2 separate regions of the Mus musculus genome follow, and region 1 is linked to region 2. Evidence: chromatin loops called from intact Hi-C (ENCODE). Cell type or tissue: left cerebral cortex. All regions are shown on one strand. Region 1 overlaps Ltbp1 (latent transforming growth factor beta binding protein 1). Region 2 overlaps Ltbp1 (latent transforming growth factor beta binding protein 1).

Region 1 (8,000 bases), 49 kb before region 2:
TCCAAATGTTGCAATCTCATGTAAAGGCCACAGACTTAGAGATTAGAGCTGAAATTGTGAAAAGACCCAGATTTGAAGAATTACTTTTAAAATACATATGTTAAAGCTCCAGTTTTTTGTTTTTTGTTTTGTTTTGTTTTGTTTTAGTCTCAGTATGAGAAGATAGTTTGGTAGAAAAGCAAAAATTTTTGTTATTTGATTTATTCTCTTTAAATTTTTATTCATTTTATTCATTATTATCAGTTCCCCTGCATGTTTGTGTGTGTGTGTGTGTGTGTGTGTGTGTGTGTATGCATGTGCATGCATGCATGTGTGGGTCAGAGAACAATTTTCAGAAGTTGCTTTTCTCATTCAGCTTGTATGTGGGTTTTTTGGGTGATGAACGCAGGTCACCAGGGTTGCCCAGCAAGACCTCCACTTGCCGAACTATGTTACCGCCCTATTTTTCATTTTAAAATTCATTCTGTTGAAAACAAAATTGGGCAGAAAATAGAGTCCTCATTAGCATCTTAGTTCCCACTCTCCTATAGCCCCTCCTCTCATCAAAGCTCTTCCACCAGAGTGGGATACTCATTGCCATTTCTGAACCTACAGAGACACATCAGTATCCCCTCATGTCTGTTATAAACAAATCGTACAAAAGGGCTCACTTTTTGAGTGCTTGCTGTGGATTTTGACAAATGTATACATGACAGGGATGCCCACTGTATATTCCACACCACAGTTGCCCTGGTCTGAGTCTTGTTGGCTGCCCAGTCATTCCTTCCTCTCATGGAACCCTTGGCAACCATAGATTCCCCGAAGTTTTGTTTTTCTCCAGGATGTCACATAGTTGGGATCCTGCCTGATGCCACTTTGTAAGATTGGCTTTTCCACACCAGTATGGCTCCTCTACAGCTCCTTATACTTTGGCAGCTCATGCCTCTTTAGTGTGAAATAATACTCCATTGTTCGCCTGTTTTATAGTTTATCTGGTCCCTGACTTAAGGGCTTCTGGTTGCCTCTAAGTTTTGAGGATTATAAATTGAGATACTACAACATTTTGCTTAGGTTTTGGTGTGATATCATTTTTCATCTGGTTTGGGGGCATACCAGAGGGTGTGATAGCTGGAATATGTGGTCACAGCATAGATACTTTCCCTTTAAGATACTGAAACTGGCTTTCAGTATGACTGTACCACTTTAAAGCAAGAAGTTAGAATAGTTTTCCTCTACCTACATCTTTGCCAGCATTTGATAGTACCAGCTGGGTTTTGTCCATCCTAATAGCCATATGGAGGACTCGCAGTTTAATTTTCATTTGATAAATGAACTAGAAGAGTGAATATTTTTTCTTAATCTCACTTGCTTTCTCTATAACTTTAGTTATACAGAGCCTTGGTTTTGTAAGTTGAGTTTTTTTTTTTGTTTTTTGTTTTTTGTTTTTAGTTTCTTTATGGGGGTTGGGGTTGGGGAATGGGGCACCTGCCTTGACAAGCCCGTGGAGATTGGGGGCAGACAACCCAAGGGAGTCTGTTCTCTCCTCCTATCGTGTGGGTCCCTAGGATCAGACCTAGGCCTCCTGTCTTGGCAGCAGGCACCTTTACTCACTGAGCCATCTGAATGGCCTCTTTTTTCCTACACTCTTATTTGCAGTTTAGATTTAATTAACTAACCACTTAACTGATTAATTGTGTGTGTGTGTGCTTTGCCATGGCATGCATATATAGATCAGAGGATAACCTGAAGGAGTTGGCCTTTCTTTCCACCTTGTGCGTCCTGGGACTGGATTCAGGGAGCAGACTTGATGGCAGGCATGTCACTCACTGAGCCATCTTGCTGGCACTTTTTAAAACATTTTTTACTTTGACTTTTATTTGGTTTGCTTTAGTTTTGTTGAACCAGGGTCTTGTGTAGCCCAGGTTGTATCTGCTTTGTTATTTCCTGGATGTCTTGGGTTTCAATTCCTGATGCTCCTGCTTCAGATTTTTAGATTTTTCAGGCTCTGGACATACTTGACTTGAGATGGAAAGGTTATATTTTAAGAACAAAAATGACAAATTTACAGACTTCTAAAGAATCCTTGATGCAGAGGTGGCTTACAGCTTTAATGCCAGCATTTGAGAGGCAGAGGAAGGTGAATTTCTGACATTTAGACTAGCCTGGTGAGTTCCAGGGCAGCCAGGTGTGGGTCTCCCTTCTTCTTGGAGAGTCACTGGCCAGTGGACCATGAGGGTGGAGGGAACAGACGCATCAAGCAGGGATCAGACAGCTGTGAGTACCGTGGAAGGGCTTCTGGAGACAGCTTCAGTGAGACAGCGCTCTTTGTTGTCCCAGGAGTAGGTAGGGTATATGAGAACTCTTAGGGGTGTGGATGGAACGGGTTGATTGGTTATAACGAAGTACCTAATTATCACTAGGGTGGGGAGCCAGACAGAGCAGGGCTTGCGTGTGGAGTTGTGCAGAGTTTGCAGAGAGCTCTGCACAGGGGCTTCAGATAAAACTTCTATGCTCTATTCCAGACAGGGTCAGGACGAGAAAGGGAATCCTCCAGTTTGCACTGAGCTCGGAGAGAGCTCTCCCAACTTGGTGGACTGTGACCCTAACAGCAGGGTTCTCCAACAGCTAAGGAAAAACAACACAGAGAAAACCTGCCTTGACACCCCTCCTTCCCAAAAAAACACCAACAAAAAAAAGAGATGATTTAGATTTGATTGTTAAGAATTTGGGGGGATCATTACGGAACCCTATCCAAGGATCGTCCTCCTCTTTAACACAGAATCTAGGTCAGAGCATTGGATCACAGATTGGCAAAAGAGCCCTGAAGAATTTTCTGAGACATTTGATTTAGGTCTCTCTCTCTCTCTCTCTCTCTCTCTCTCTCTCTCTTTTTTATTCTCAGGGGGTACATTTGGGATTATGAAGGAATTTCCATATGTTTTTAATGAGTTTAACTTCTCAGGCCATTCCACAGAGGTCTCCAGCGAGGATGCCACTTACAGAGAGCATACGCTGTGAGGTGTGCCATAGAGAGAGAGGGGGTGGCTCTGTGCACAGCTCAGAGTCCTGGTGTTTGTCAGCCGAGAGAGGCAGCACCACTTAATACTTCACGTCTTCTGGGATGGTTAAGCCAATCAAAATTCCAGCACGAAGGAGGAAGAGTTCCCCCCTACGCCCCCATTGTAGGAGCTACTACCAATTGATGGCCGCTGAGGATGAGAGATCACCCTTCTTTGGTGGTAGGTTGCTCGTACAAGATCACCCTTCTTTGGTGGTAGGTTGCTCGTACCACACCGTGCACATATGGGCAGAGCTAACTGGATTCAACTGTTAATGTTAATAGCAATATGACTAAGGACGTGAAGTTGGGTGGGAGACAGGGTAAGGGCATAAGGAGAAGCTGGACGGAGATAGTGGTGGCCAAATATGATCAGTACATGCTGTACACATGCACACAACCTTCAAACAAAAAAATATTATTTAAAAAAATGGGAGGCACTTTTAGTGTGTGTGTGCCTTCAGCCGGATTCACCTGGGTGGGGAAAGGTTGTCTTTTTGGTACCAGTGCCAATGACAGTAACTATTCTGCTGTCCCGCCTTCTAGTGGTTTTTGGCTGAGTCATTCTCTTTCCGTGTCCCACCTGACCATCCTCTTCCTCCCCTTCTCTACTCTGAATAAACGTTGGGATTCTTTTCATTTTTTCTTCTGACATTCGCCATTGCTCAGCTTGGTTGTAGTGAGGTTTCGTAGGTGGTTTTCCAGAACAGGAAAGTAATCCAGCACATTCAAGCTCAGCCACACCAGATGGGTCAGAGTAAGACAGCTCTGTCTCTCGGAACTCCTGCCCTAATTCAGTGGAACAACAGAGTGAGGAGACGAGCAAGACTCTCTGAGGTCTCTGGACTCTACCTTTCTCTATAAAAAGTCTGGCAAAATTCTATACGTGTTTCCTCTAGGGTGGGATCATAACACGGGAGATACACTTTCAAATTTCTTGATAGAAAAGCGCTATAGAAGGCTGGATATGGTGATTCCCACCTGCAGTCCCAGTTTCCTGGAAGATCTGAAGTCCTAAGGTCCATCCTGGGCTACAGAGTGAGACCCTGTACCAGGAAAAAAGTACTATCTAGATATTGGTTATAAGTGGTCTTACATTTTGGATAAGTTGTTCTGTTTTGTTAAACTAGCATGGATATAATTATTGCTATTATGTGGAAAGGCTCAATTGTTATCATCTGGAATGCAGAAGGTCTCCTGTGTTTGGACAAGTGGTGTACTTGACAGAACTCTGTTGTCTGGTGGCCTGTTACAGAGTGGTCTCCTGAAACATGATGTCATAGACTCAGCCCTAACTGTGCCAGGCCCTATGCTGAGCTAGCTGCTCCACCAGGGTTTCGGTGGATCTCCACGTTTTATGGATGCACGAACCCAAGGCAGGGTTCAGACTCAGAGCCAGCCTGTTTTCATCTTCCTGTCTCCCAGGATCTGTGCAGACTACAGATGGTGTTTGTCCTGGTTGGAGCTCAGCTGCCATGCCTGGCGAGATTTCTGTGGGAAAATGAGCCTCAGATTGTCACTGGGGATTCCAGTGGGGGCGGGGGGAGTGTAGGATCTTCCCACCCTCCTGGGGTTGAGCAATACTGATTTGGTTAACCAAGCAAGCATCTGTGGCTGTCTTCACCAACATCCAGGACTTTCTCTAGGAGCTTGCATTCTTCTTTGGGGTTAAATACCTCAAGGTCCCCGTCTTTCTCTCAAGGTTCCAGGTCCCTACTGGAGCAGGTTGTAGACATATGGATGCAGACGCACAGGGATGGCTGGATTCCGTGTGGCTTTCCAGGGCACACCAGGAGTGTCATTTACGTCTTTTTCCCCAATTGCTTTCCTTTATTTTCTGGAAACTAGGGAAGAGGTTTGTACTCTCTGTTCTTTTTGTACTTTTAGCCTGTCTGGCCTCTGATGGCCTCTTCTTTCCCAAGCATCTATCTCTAGCTTTTTCTGCCAAGAAGGGATGACATGCTAATTCCTGGCTTTCTGAGAGTCTTTTCATCTATCCCTTTAAGCAAGTCAAGTGCAAAACGTGTCCTTCAAGTGTGCCCCGCGCTTGGTGCATGACTGGTATTCAGCTGGTGTTCTTTTTGAATGAATGAGTTTCTCATCTTGTCTTCTGAGCCTGTTGAGTTCATTAGGTTTGCATTTTGTACCTTTTTTTTTTTTTTTTGTGGTCTGGGTATTAAAAGTCCCCTGTAGGCTCGTTTGTTTGAGTTCTTGATTCTCCAGCAGGCAGTACTGTTTGCAGAGGTTATAGGACCTTTAGGAAGTAAACCTTAAGGTGTCGGTTGCTGGGGGTGGGCCTTGAAATGTATAGCCTGGACCCACTCTTTCTGCTTCCTTATCTGTCCAGATGTGCCCAGCAGCCTCGTACTCCTGCTGCCACACTTTATTTGACATGATAGACTCTCTCACTGTGAGCCAGAGCTGCCTTTCATCAGCCAGTTGACTGTAGCAACATCTCATAGATACACCTTATACATATGGATAATTGAATTCGATTTGCATATATTCTGTGAGGGAATCGAGACTCAGCTCTCAGGGTAGAGAATCAGACTGATGCCTTTAGGGTGCTCTTGGGGAGGGAATGGGTTGGTGGAAGCCTAGTGCAGAGGGAGTCCAGACTCAGGGAGAGGGGACTAGATAACAGCATTTGGTGATGGGAGGGGAAGGTCTTACATGGGAGGGATGTAGGATGGACAGACTATTGTTGGCTATGTTTGAGTCAATGCAGGACAAAAGCTGCCATCCCTCACTCTTCCTGCAGCCAGGGTGATGTGTATCTGCTGGGGGTATAGATTGAGGAGGAGGGGTTCTTGACTGAAGGTAGTTTGAAGGAGTCTAGCAAAAAGAGAAGAAAGGGATGAAACGTGAGAATGTCGGTAGAAAGGAGAGAAGGAAGGAAGTTCCTCACTGTCTGTGGTCCAGGGTCAGGGTCGCTGTCCTTGCTATCATTCCCAATCGAGTCACATCAGTTGGAGCCTGCCTGTTAGCATGCTGGGCCAAGGGATTGAGGTTTTTTTTTTGTTTTTGTTTTTGTTTTTTTTGTTTTTTTTTTTAACAAGCAGTAATATATTGGAGCACTCTTTAAAATTTTTCACAATAATAAAATTCACATTGTTAAGAATCATTCAGCAACCATGAAATTTACACAAATGATTTAAACATACAGTATTACCTTGCATTTTCACCTCAATTTTTGAAATGTGTATTTGTTTATGCTTCACAGTTGCTCTGCCTCCATGTCCTGTGGAACTTGGCTCTTTGATCCTTTATATCTTTAAACTCCCACAGTTTACAACTTAGTGATGCTCTTGTTCCAAGGATAACCAGGGTTCTTCTTGCCCTGCAAATCTGAGTTCTAAGTAGGACAAACAGTAGCATTGCTTGATCAAATGTGTGAACAAATGACATACATTTTAAGATGCTTATATGCGACTGGCAGTGTACTTAGAAATAATTGTGACTAACACTAACCTTTCTGTAATAGATGATAGCATATTATTCACCATCTCCCACAACTTGAATAATAGAAACCCACTGGCACCCATATACATTTGTTAATTGACAAATAAGTTCATGATGTGCTTAAGCCATGTCTGCTATTATTTCCCATTATGCTTGGGGAGCATTAAACATATTTCAAAATGGGGATTGAGGATTTTTATAGTTTGTGAGGCAGCTTCCCCTCAGTGTTTCTTCCTCAGGGAAGTGGAAGGAATTGGAAAAGCTGATAGGCCATTTGCTTGGTGACGAAATGTACTCCCCGAAACTAAGCTTCAGCCTGTCCCCCATAAGCTGGGGAATCCCAGGAGCTCCCAGTGGCTGCCGGGTGAGGATCTTGGAAACAGGGTTGTCATTCAGAATAATTGCTTTAGGAAGTGAAGCTTGGGGCTGTGTCACATCCACATACCGTCACTACTCTAGATCGCCTCTAGCCATGTTTATCATGGAGAATTCTATGGATCCGTTTGTGTCAGACATGTTTACCTCAATACATGGCAAGTCCTAATCCCTAGAACCCGCAGATGGCATCTGGGGTGGCCAGGACTTGGCAGATATGGGTTAGCTAAGGATCTTGTCGTGGTGAGACTTTCCTGGAGTCGCACCGCACATTGTAAGGGATAGAGGAAGATTTGATGGCAGGATAGAGTTGAAGGCAATGGAAGAGTAGAAACAGACTGGAGCGTTGCAGCCACCAGCTACCGTATGCCAGCAGCCACTGTACCCAGGAAGGCCCAGGAAGGGATTCCCTCTAAGAGGCTTTGGAGAGACTAGGGTCCTTGTGGCACTGCCAGCGTGGTGATTCCATACCACTAAGATGGAATTTCAGGCTTTTAAACCTCAGGGACTGTGACAGCATACATTTTGGTTGTTTTAAAGTCAACCCAGTCAGTGGTAATTTGTTAAGACAGCAAATAGGAAAACCACAGACTTCTTATTAATAGTTAACGAAAGATAAGCATGTTTAACCTTTAAATAATATTTTTTAATACCTGAGAATGTTATAAATACACATACTGCATTTTGATCAAATCTACTCCCCTAATTTAGTCCCTTCCAACTTCTCTCCTGTCCACACCCAGCATCATCCTACCAACTTCATGTGCTCTTAAAAACAAACAAGACATTGAGACTACTCAGTATTGTCTGTATGAACATGGGAAGCCTCCCGGGGGCTGACCCCTGGGGAAAACGGACTGCCTCCTCCCCACACCCTCAGTAGCCACTAGTGGTCCATAGCCTCTCTCTCAGCTAGCAGTGAGACTTCACCCTCCCCTCCCCATCCATATACTCTCGACCCTCTTTGAGTTATTGGCTTCTGTTCCTACATTTGCTGTGACACTGCACCCACTGAAGGGTTTTGCTTCACACTCTGGGGAGTCAGGTGAGACCTGATTGAAGATGGGTGGTCTCCACGTATGACTACCATTCCGGGGTCCTAGAGAGCCCCAGGAACCCGGGATGC
Region 2 (8,000 bases):
AGGGGTACTGATCTCTGGCTGGGACCCTGGTCTGTATAAACGGAGAATGGGACCTGAGAAGTAGCAGGCAATTATTACTCTCTGGTCCTGACGGTAGATGTGTTGTGACGAACTGCTTCAAGCTCTGGGCCTTCTCCTTCCCTGCCAAGATGAACTCACCAAAACAACTCCCTGGAGTTACTTTGGTTGGAGAATTTTAACACAGCAACAGTAAAAGAGGCCACAGTAAGGATGTGATCTGATAAGAGTAATGGCAGTCTGTTGTTCAAGGCCTGGTGAAAAAACAGATTACTGAGTGACATTTTGATAAAACAGTGCCCGTCAAGTAGAGAAACAAACACATTAAAAAAACAACCCACAACGAAAGCAAAGGGAAGAGAAATTATAGTGTATAAAAAAATAAGAAACTCATTAGTTATTCTCAACAACTGGGTTATACTTCTGTCATGATTCAAACACACTGCAAATAAATATCAGACAAAGATGGGCTATAGGGTCATCAGGAAAATGTTAGTGCTGATGAGACGTCTAAAAGGATAGCTTTGTGTTGTGTGCCGGGGGGTGGGGGTGGGGGTGGAGATCACAGCAAAGCGTCATCTGTAAGGTATATGGTGTCTGAAATCTGAACCACTAAATCCAGTGGGTGGAGGTATAGTAGCTCAGGATCAGCTACGAGGTGATAATTTTTGTTACATTCTGGAGAAAAAAAAATTGTAATAGATCAATTAATAAAACAAAACCCAAGAAAGTTTCTGGTAGGAGAATGCCACAATTTTCCTTGCTGTCTGGACACTTTATGTGCCCGGGGAAGCTGCACTGTGTTAGAACCATAGGCGTGTACATGTGCGTGTGCGTGTATAAACAGGGCCTTTCACTGGGCTGAACTCAATAAGTAGTCTAGGATGGCTGGTCACACTGCACCCCAGGAATTCTCTGTTTCTGCCACCCCAGGGCTGGAATTAAAAGAGTGTCACCGTATCCAGATGATGATGATGATGATGATGATAATGATGATGATGAAGAAGAAGAAATGTGTGTTCTTCGGGGATCAAATACAGGTTCTTGTGCTTGCAAGCCTAGCATTTTTCCGGTTGATCTATCCCCCACCCCAACCCCAGCTTTCTTTAAATTCTTATCTACTTCATAATTCTGCAGGATAACTGAGGTCACTGTCACACTTGCGCCCTATAGATGTTATTCAGATGTAAACTGTCAGGGTGGCCCCAGATCAGCCACTGCTAGGTTGTAGGTCCATGCCCCGATCTGTCTTTGATTTTTATGTGAACAGGTGGTAGTGTGCACGAGCTGTGTAATAATTCACACAGGAGCACCGGTCAAAATGGCTCAGCTGTCTTCAACTTTGTACTGTCTCTCGTCATTCATAAACTCATTAGATGTTTTCCAAAGAAGTTCGTTTACAACTCTCAGTGCCTCTAAAACGGCTTGCCGGGTTCTTGTAGAATGCCTCCCCCGCTTTTATCCTATTACTCATGATGGGTGATACAGTCGCTGACCATGGGAGCCTGACCCAGAGCTCAAAGGGACATTGTTTATTTGCTAGGTCCGTTAGTTGTTTGGGGACTGTTGGTACAATGAGCACCACTTTGCCAAGTGCAGAGCTGTTATCTCTGCCGGGTGAGGAGGAAGCCCTCATGGAGGAGACAATGTGCCCAGTCCCCCTCTTTGAGCCTGAGCAGGAAGTCTGGTTTCTCTCAGGATATGGATGTCAAATCTATCTGGAGAACTCACATGCAGCCCGGCCTTCTCATTTTCTGGGGTAATGCTTGGTGGTTTTCTCCGTCTCCTGGTATCCTGAGGCAACAAAGGAGGGTGCTTAGCTAGTCTAGAAAAACTAGTTTTTCTCATTAAAGACACTAATAATTCTCTCTCCTGGCACTTTCCCCTCATGGGTGCGAAGAAGGCAAAAGAAGTGAATTTGAATTTGTTCGTTTTAAAAAACAGGACTGGCTTGAAATGAGTTCTATATTTACCAAGTGAGTTTATAGCAGGCCAGATAGTTGCTAAATATAGAGGAGGTCTTGTAAAAGTCCACGCAGAAGGGACGCCTTCTACTTTTAAAGTTCTTGAGAAATGACTACTTGACATTTATCTCCTGGTTTGGATGAGAGAAATGCCGAGTGAAGTCCCCACCACGAAGGAGGAGAGGCAATGTGGAGCTTCAACTCTGTCAGGTTCCTGCCTTCCTGGCAACAATTACTGCCCTTGGGAATCTTTGAAACAGACCTGCGCTTTGCCACCAATGGCGATGGGTACCTTAGAGTGCTCTGCCCTCCACAAAGACAGCGGCAGCCCAGGAGTTTGCTCTCTGTATTTGAACTTTTCCTCACCTTCCTCCATTTTGGTTCCCCACAATAAGAAAGCTCGTTGTAAAGCTATGTCAAGAGCTGAAGCCTTAAGCTGGGCAGTGGTGGCGCATGCCTTAGAGAGAGATTTCTCCTGTTCTGCAGCGTGAATACTTGCTATTGGTGCCTCGATAGAACGTATTAAAACAGCCAAAGGATTTCCAGTGCACGAATCGCTACTGTCACAAAGTGATCTCTAAGACTTACAGCAGCCCCTGCTGTAAGTGGACCCCTCACAGAGGTGATGCCTCGCCTGCACTTCTGTTCGGAGCTTCCCTGCGTTTACAACATTCTTCGTACTTTTCCTTGCAGTTTCTCTTCCCTGCACACAGAGGCATACAGGGGGAGCTTCAGCAGAGCTTTGCATAACATTAGAAAACGTTTTTCCGAAACGCTAAAGTGGGCACTACACAGCTACAGTCCTCATGCTAAGAGGTGGAGACAGGTGTTCCCTTGAGCTTGTTGGCCAGCCATGTTACCAGGCTGAGTGAGAAACACCGTTTCAACAAAGAAACAAAGAAACAAACAAGCAAGCGGTAGAGAGACTGGAGAGATGGCTCAGCGGTTAAGAGCACTCAGTACCCTTGGAGAGAACCCAGGTTTAGTTTCCAGTACTAACCTATACGGCTGCTCACAACTGTAACTCCATTTCCAGGAGTTTCTACGCCCTCTTTTGGCCTCTGTGAGTACTGCACCCACGTGGCTTCCAGCTATATATGCAGGCAAATCACATACAAAAAGAATAATGTGGATGTGATAGAGAAAGACAATGACGTCGACTTCTGGCCTCAGCATGCGTATGTGCAAAAGTGATGAAAGCCTTTTAACGTTTTCTTTTCTCTTTTTGCCTGGAGAGGAAAGGTATTGATAGTGGTAAAGGCGCTGCCTGCAGTGTGTTCCATGGGTACTTAGAGTGTGAGTCGCACTCCACTGGGCTTACACTGCTTGTGTTTGTAAAGTCCCAGACAGTTTGGTGCTGAGTTGGCCTTTCCTTAGTGCTCTTCACCTGCCTGACAAGTCTGAGAGGCAGATGCAGGCTTTGCTGTCGGCCTGATGGTGCGGAAGAAGAGGACTGTGGCATCATCCCAAGGCTCCGTTGGAATACGAACTAAAACAGGACCAGTGATTGTTTTTATCACCATATATGTCTTCCCACCTTTCAAGCTTGAGGTCACCTGGGACTGATGAGCAAAGGCATTCTTATGCGCCATCCATGTTAAGAACAGGACATTTCACCGGGTGGTGGTGGCACATGCCTTTAGTCCCAGCACTCAGGAGGCAGAGGCAGGTGGATTTCTGAGTTTGAGGCCAGCCTGGTCTACAAAGTGAGTTCCACCCCACCCCCTGTTTTAAATGTGGGTGCTGGGATCAAAGTCAGGCCTGCAGGCTTATGCAGTAAGCACTCCCATCCACTGAGTCACCTTCCCGGTCCCCTGAGGGACTGGAATAAAAGAACTCTCGAGGTAGACTTTGAAGGAAGAATAGACCATAAGGTGAGATGGGGGAGATGGCCCGTGTTCTTTGAGAGCTCTGTACACTGCTAGGCCCCATGAGAAAAGAGTGTCCTCAAGCAGTTTGATAAAGAACCGACGATTGCCTTGACTTAAATTCTGGTCAATTATGTTGAAAGACTTCTGATAGGAACTCAAAAATTTTCATCTAAAAAGGGCAAGTGCTAGTTTGGGTCCAGTCTGTTCCCCAGTTTAGTTGTTTCATATCTGCACAGTGGAATGACGCTGTGTGATGGATGGTAAGAGCCGGTGTTTACTGGGTGTCTGTGCTGTGCCAAGCATTGCTCTCATTGCTTTGGGGGACGATATTATTTAATCTTTTCAAAAGAATGTGAAATAGATACTGCTTGTCCTAGTATGTTTTATGCTGCTATAGCAAAATACCTGAATCTGAATACAAAGAAAAGTGGTTGGTTTATCGCTCTGGAGGATGATAGCCCAAGACTGGGTGACCATGTAGGTATGGAGGGAAGAGAAGGAAAGGACAGAGAGGAGAGGAAAATGATATAGAGAGAAGAAGCAAGCAAGTGAGCCAGGGTTGATTTTTAATAGCCCCCTTTCAGTAATGAATCTAGTTTCTTGAGACCAAATGTAGTCTTAATAAAATGAGTCCAGTCTCTTAAGAAAAATGTCAGTCCACTCTCCAAGCAGTTTCTTCAGGACTCCAAAGCCTCCATTGTCCCAGGTACTTAGGGCTCAGCACAGACCAGTTTCCTTCAAGTTGTAGTACTAATTATCCCCATCTGACATGATGCAGCAGCTCAGGTGTTGGCTGGGGGTGTTAAGGAACTTGTCTGAAGGTATTCATCTATTTTCACCTGTGCCCTCCAGCCTGCACTGTAGGCACTCTGCAAATGTAACCTCTAAAATGCGGAGGCTTTAAAAATTGTGTTTGTGTGAGTTCTCTGTCATTGCTGTTACAGCTGCCACACGTCTAGTCCTTTCACACATTTGCCTCATCGTTCTGAGGTAGGAAGCTCAGATGGGTCCCAGGGAGCTATAAGGAGATGTCATTGGCACTGTATTCCTTCTGGCTTTGTAGAAGAATGGATAGCAGTTTGCTCTTCAAATACTAGATGTTGCTGCTTTCTTTGTCTTGTGACTCCCTCGTTCATTTTCAAAGCCAGCAGTGTTGGGCTGAGCCTTTCTTGTGTTGGCAACTCTCCTGTTGTAGTAGTCTCTTCCTCCTCCTCCTCTTCTTCTCCGCCTCTTCCCCTCTACCTCTCCTCCTATCCTCTCTTTTACTCTCTTCTCTTCTTTTCCCACTCTCTCCTTTCCTTTCTCCCCCCACGCACCCCCCCCATTTTGCTAAATAGCTCAGATTGTCCTTAAACCCACAGTCCTCCTACGTCAGCTACTATGCACTGGGATTGCTCCTCTTTTAAGGGCACTTATTATTATGTTGTGTTTGTCTGAATATGTATCTCAAGGCCAGCTGATTGGCAATGTTAATTGTATCCACGATTTTAATTCCCCTTTATTGTGCAACATCAACATAGGTTCTGGACAGTAGAACAAGGGAGACTCTTGGGATGGGGAAGACGGTATTTTTCTTCTCACCACAGTATTTTACCCCAGAGCGAGGCTTGTTCTGGCAATCTTCCTTCCTGCCACAAATGAGCTCTAATCACAAGGTTAGTGAATAACCACCCTAGTCCCTTCCAGCTAGAAGCTAAGCCAACCTTTATGTCTTCAGTAAAACTTCGACTTAAATTTTCATTTAGGTTGAAGTTTTAAGGATGTAATTCCTTCACATTGTCCTTTGAAGTCTTTGTGTAAGCATAACCAGACACTTGCCAAGGAGGAAGAATTTGAGTCCAGGGGACCAAGGGCTAGAGATGGCCAGGACTAAGAAGTCCTGACTATGACCACGCAGACAGGATCCTCGAATTAGAGTCGAGAACATGGGGGACTACTTACAGATATGTGCCTTTCCCCACAGTCAAGCAACTTCATCCTCTAGCCCAGTGGTTCTTGACCTGTGAGTCTCAACCCCTTGGGGGATTGAATGATCCTTCCACAGGGGTACCATGACAGATATCTTACGTATTAGATATTTACATTAGGATTGATAATTTTAGCAAAATTACAGTTCTGAGGCAGCAACAAAATAATTTTATGTTTGGGGGGTCATCATAACATGAGGAACTGTATTAAAGGGTTGCAGTGTTAGGAGGTTGAAAACCACGGGCCTCCACAATGTGGCTGAGGACTCTGAGTGCAGTGTTTTGGGGGGAGTAAGGAAAGGGTGGGCATAGATGAACAAGATGGGGAGAGGGCTAGGAATTCTCACTCTGTAACAAGAAGATGATGGCCACAGAGCCATAAAGTGATTCTTATGTGTTTCTCCTATATCTGAAAACTTTTATACGATGAGGAACAAAACTACTTGGTTGTCAAGATGACTTGCTACAAACTGACAGTGGAAATGGGATTGAAAACTCACTAACTACCTTTATAAAATTCATAAATCCCCTGGTGCCAATATGGCCGACACATACCAATAATCTTTAATCATGTGACTTCATGATTGGCAACAGCATCACAATGGGGTCCTGCTTGACGTTGGTTTTGATCAAATCTGTTGAGCTTGTTGGTATCGATCAAATCGGAGTTAAATTCTCCCTTCCCTTTGAATGTGCTTTGCTAACCATAGCTATTGCCACGAATTCGAAGTGTTCTTGAATTTATACTAACCGCTGCTCCCTGTTTCTCCTGCTATAACAGTTTGAGAATGTGTAGACTAACATTTAAGACTAAAATTTCATAGCTGTTCTCAGTCTCAGAATTGCCTAAAATAAAGACTCTAAAGGATGGGTATCTTGTGAGATGGGTATGGTGTGTACCTCAAATCCTGTAAAATAGGCAGCAAGTTGGAATTAAAAACGAAGCTCACTAACATGTATGGTGGAATGTGTGTTTTACCTAGTTATCATTCCCTGAAAGGTGTTAGAGTTGATCTAACCGAGACACCAGGTCTCCTGGTCTTAGAGCTAAGAACTTCTAAGTGGAAGGAATGTCTAGGTAAACTTTATGGAGAAGAGAAACCTTAGATTCACTAATCTAGGAAAAAAATGCATCTTGTTTTCAGGCCTGATAGTTTAGAGATGTTTATGTATGTAGGTATGTGCAAGAGTAGCCAGAAAACCCAGGTAGAATTAGATAGTGCTTATGGATAGTGTGATGGAAATTTGTAGGGGAATTCTTTCTTGGTGGCCAGATGATACAGGGATCTCCCCCTGGGGGTCACAGTATCATTAATAAAATAATTTAAGAGTGAACTCACATGTCATCTCAAGGCTAACTTTATTTGAATTAAAGACACCCTAGAGTAGGCAGGCTGTAAACTTCAGCAGCTGCCTGGAGGAAGACGATTGAGAGAGGTGGGGGAGCTGTGATGTTTGAGCCACTGGCGTGGAGGCCTGCTGCATAGTAGCCGACAGCCAAATGGTGGGAGGTGGAACAGCCCGAGGTATGAGGAAAGGCATATTTATGTTCCCGCTACACCCCAAAGATAAAGTTGGAAAACAGAGGAACAACGTTATTCCTTTTGGAGTTAGTGGGTCAATCAATCAGAACCTCATGGAGGCTTGTAGAACCTGTGCACGGTGAGGAATTCTGAGAAGGCAGGTAGAGTATTTCATTAAAAGAATAATTAACCCATTTCTCTCTGTAATGGTGGCTTGAGGTGAACTTGCCTTCTTAGGAATGGTGTTTGGCCAGGAGATTGGACTGGAGTGTTAGGTCTCTTCCCGGGCTGGAGATTCTATTCTTTTGACCAGTTGCTGATGACCAAACTTTTCCCTGGGGATATTCAACACATACATCTACTCATCCCACATAGGGATTATTGGGTTTTTAAAAGGAGCAGAGATGAGGGGCTACTTACAGGAACAATGCATGACTTAAAGACAGCTATATCACCAAAACTCACCCTACCTTACAAGTGACAATGCACAAAAACTGAGTACCTGGAGCACACTGCACAGCCTGCAGCCAGCTCAACAGGTTGGAGAGTGTTCCAAGTGACTCTGGTCTGAACCTCTTCCAGGCAGCTTGGCTGAGTTTTTCTTTTTCCAGGCAGTTGGTCTAGTCTCAGTCTTCTTTGTAGCTCTATGGTTCTGCT

Evidence for each region. A loop is a pair of places that touch in the nucleus more often than their neighbours do. Peaks named below come from ENCODE experiments on the same cell type or tissue, not always from the same donor. Only the 100,000 strongest peaks of a DNase experiment are listed, where the experiment ranks them.
Region 1: a loop joins it to region 2, with 2.1 times the contacts of the local background. A loop is called at or near these places in 5 of 42 quality-filtered maps.

Annotation. Positions count from the first base shown.
Region 1 is chr17:75,023,046-75,031,045 of GRCm38, forward strand. All of the region lies in intron 2 of Ltbp1 (latent transforming growth factor beta binding protein 1), which reads left to right. Among named protein-coding and RNA genes, the nearest start is that of Ltbp1, 22 kb to the left of the region's middle. In left cerebral cortex, no CTCF peak of the experiment used is centred here; DNase peaks (open chromatin) are centred at 3,763 and 4,533.
Region 2 is chr17:75,072,456-75,080,455 of GRCm38, forward strand. The region is part of intron 3 of Ltbp1 (latent transforming growth factor beta binding protein 1); the gene reads left to right. Among named protein-coding and RNA genes, the nearest start is that of Ltbp1, 71 kb to the left of the region's middle. In left cerebral cortex, a CTCF peak has its summit at 3,050 (motif pointing left); DNase peaks (open chromatin) are centred at 2,482, 2,718, 3,016 and 3,393.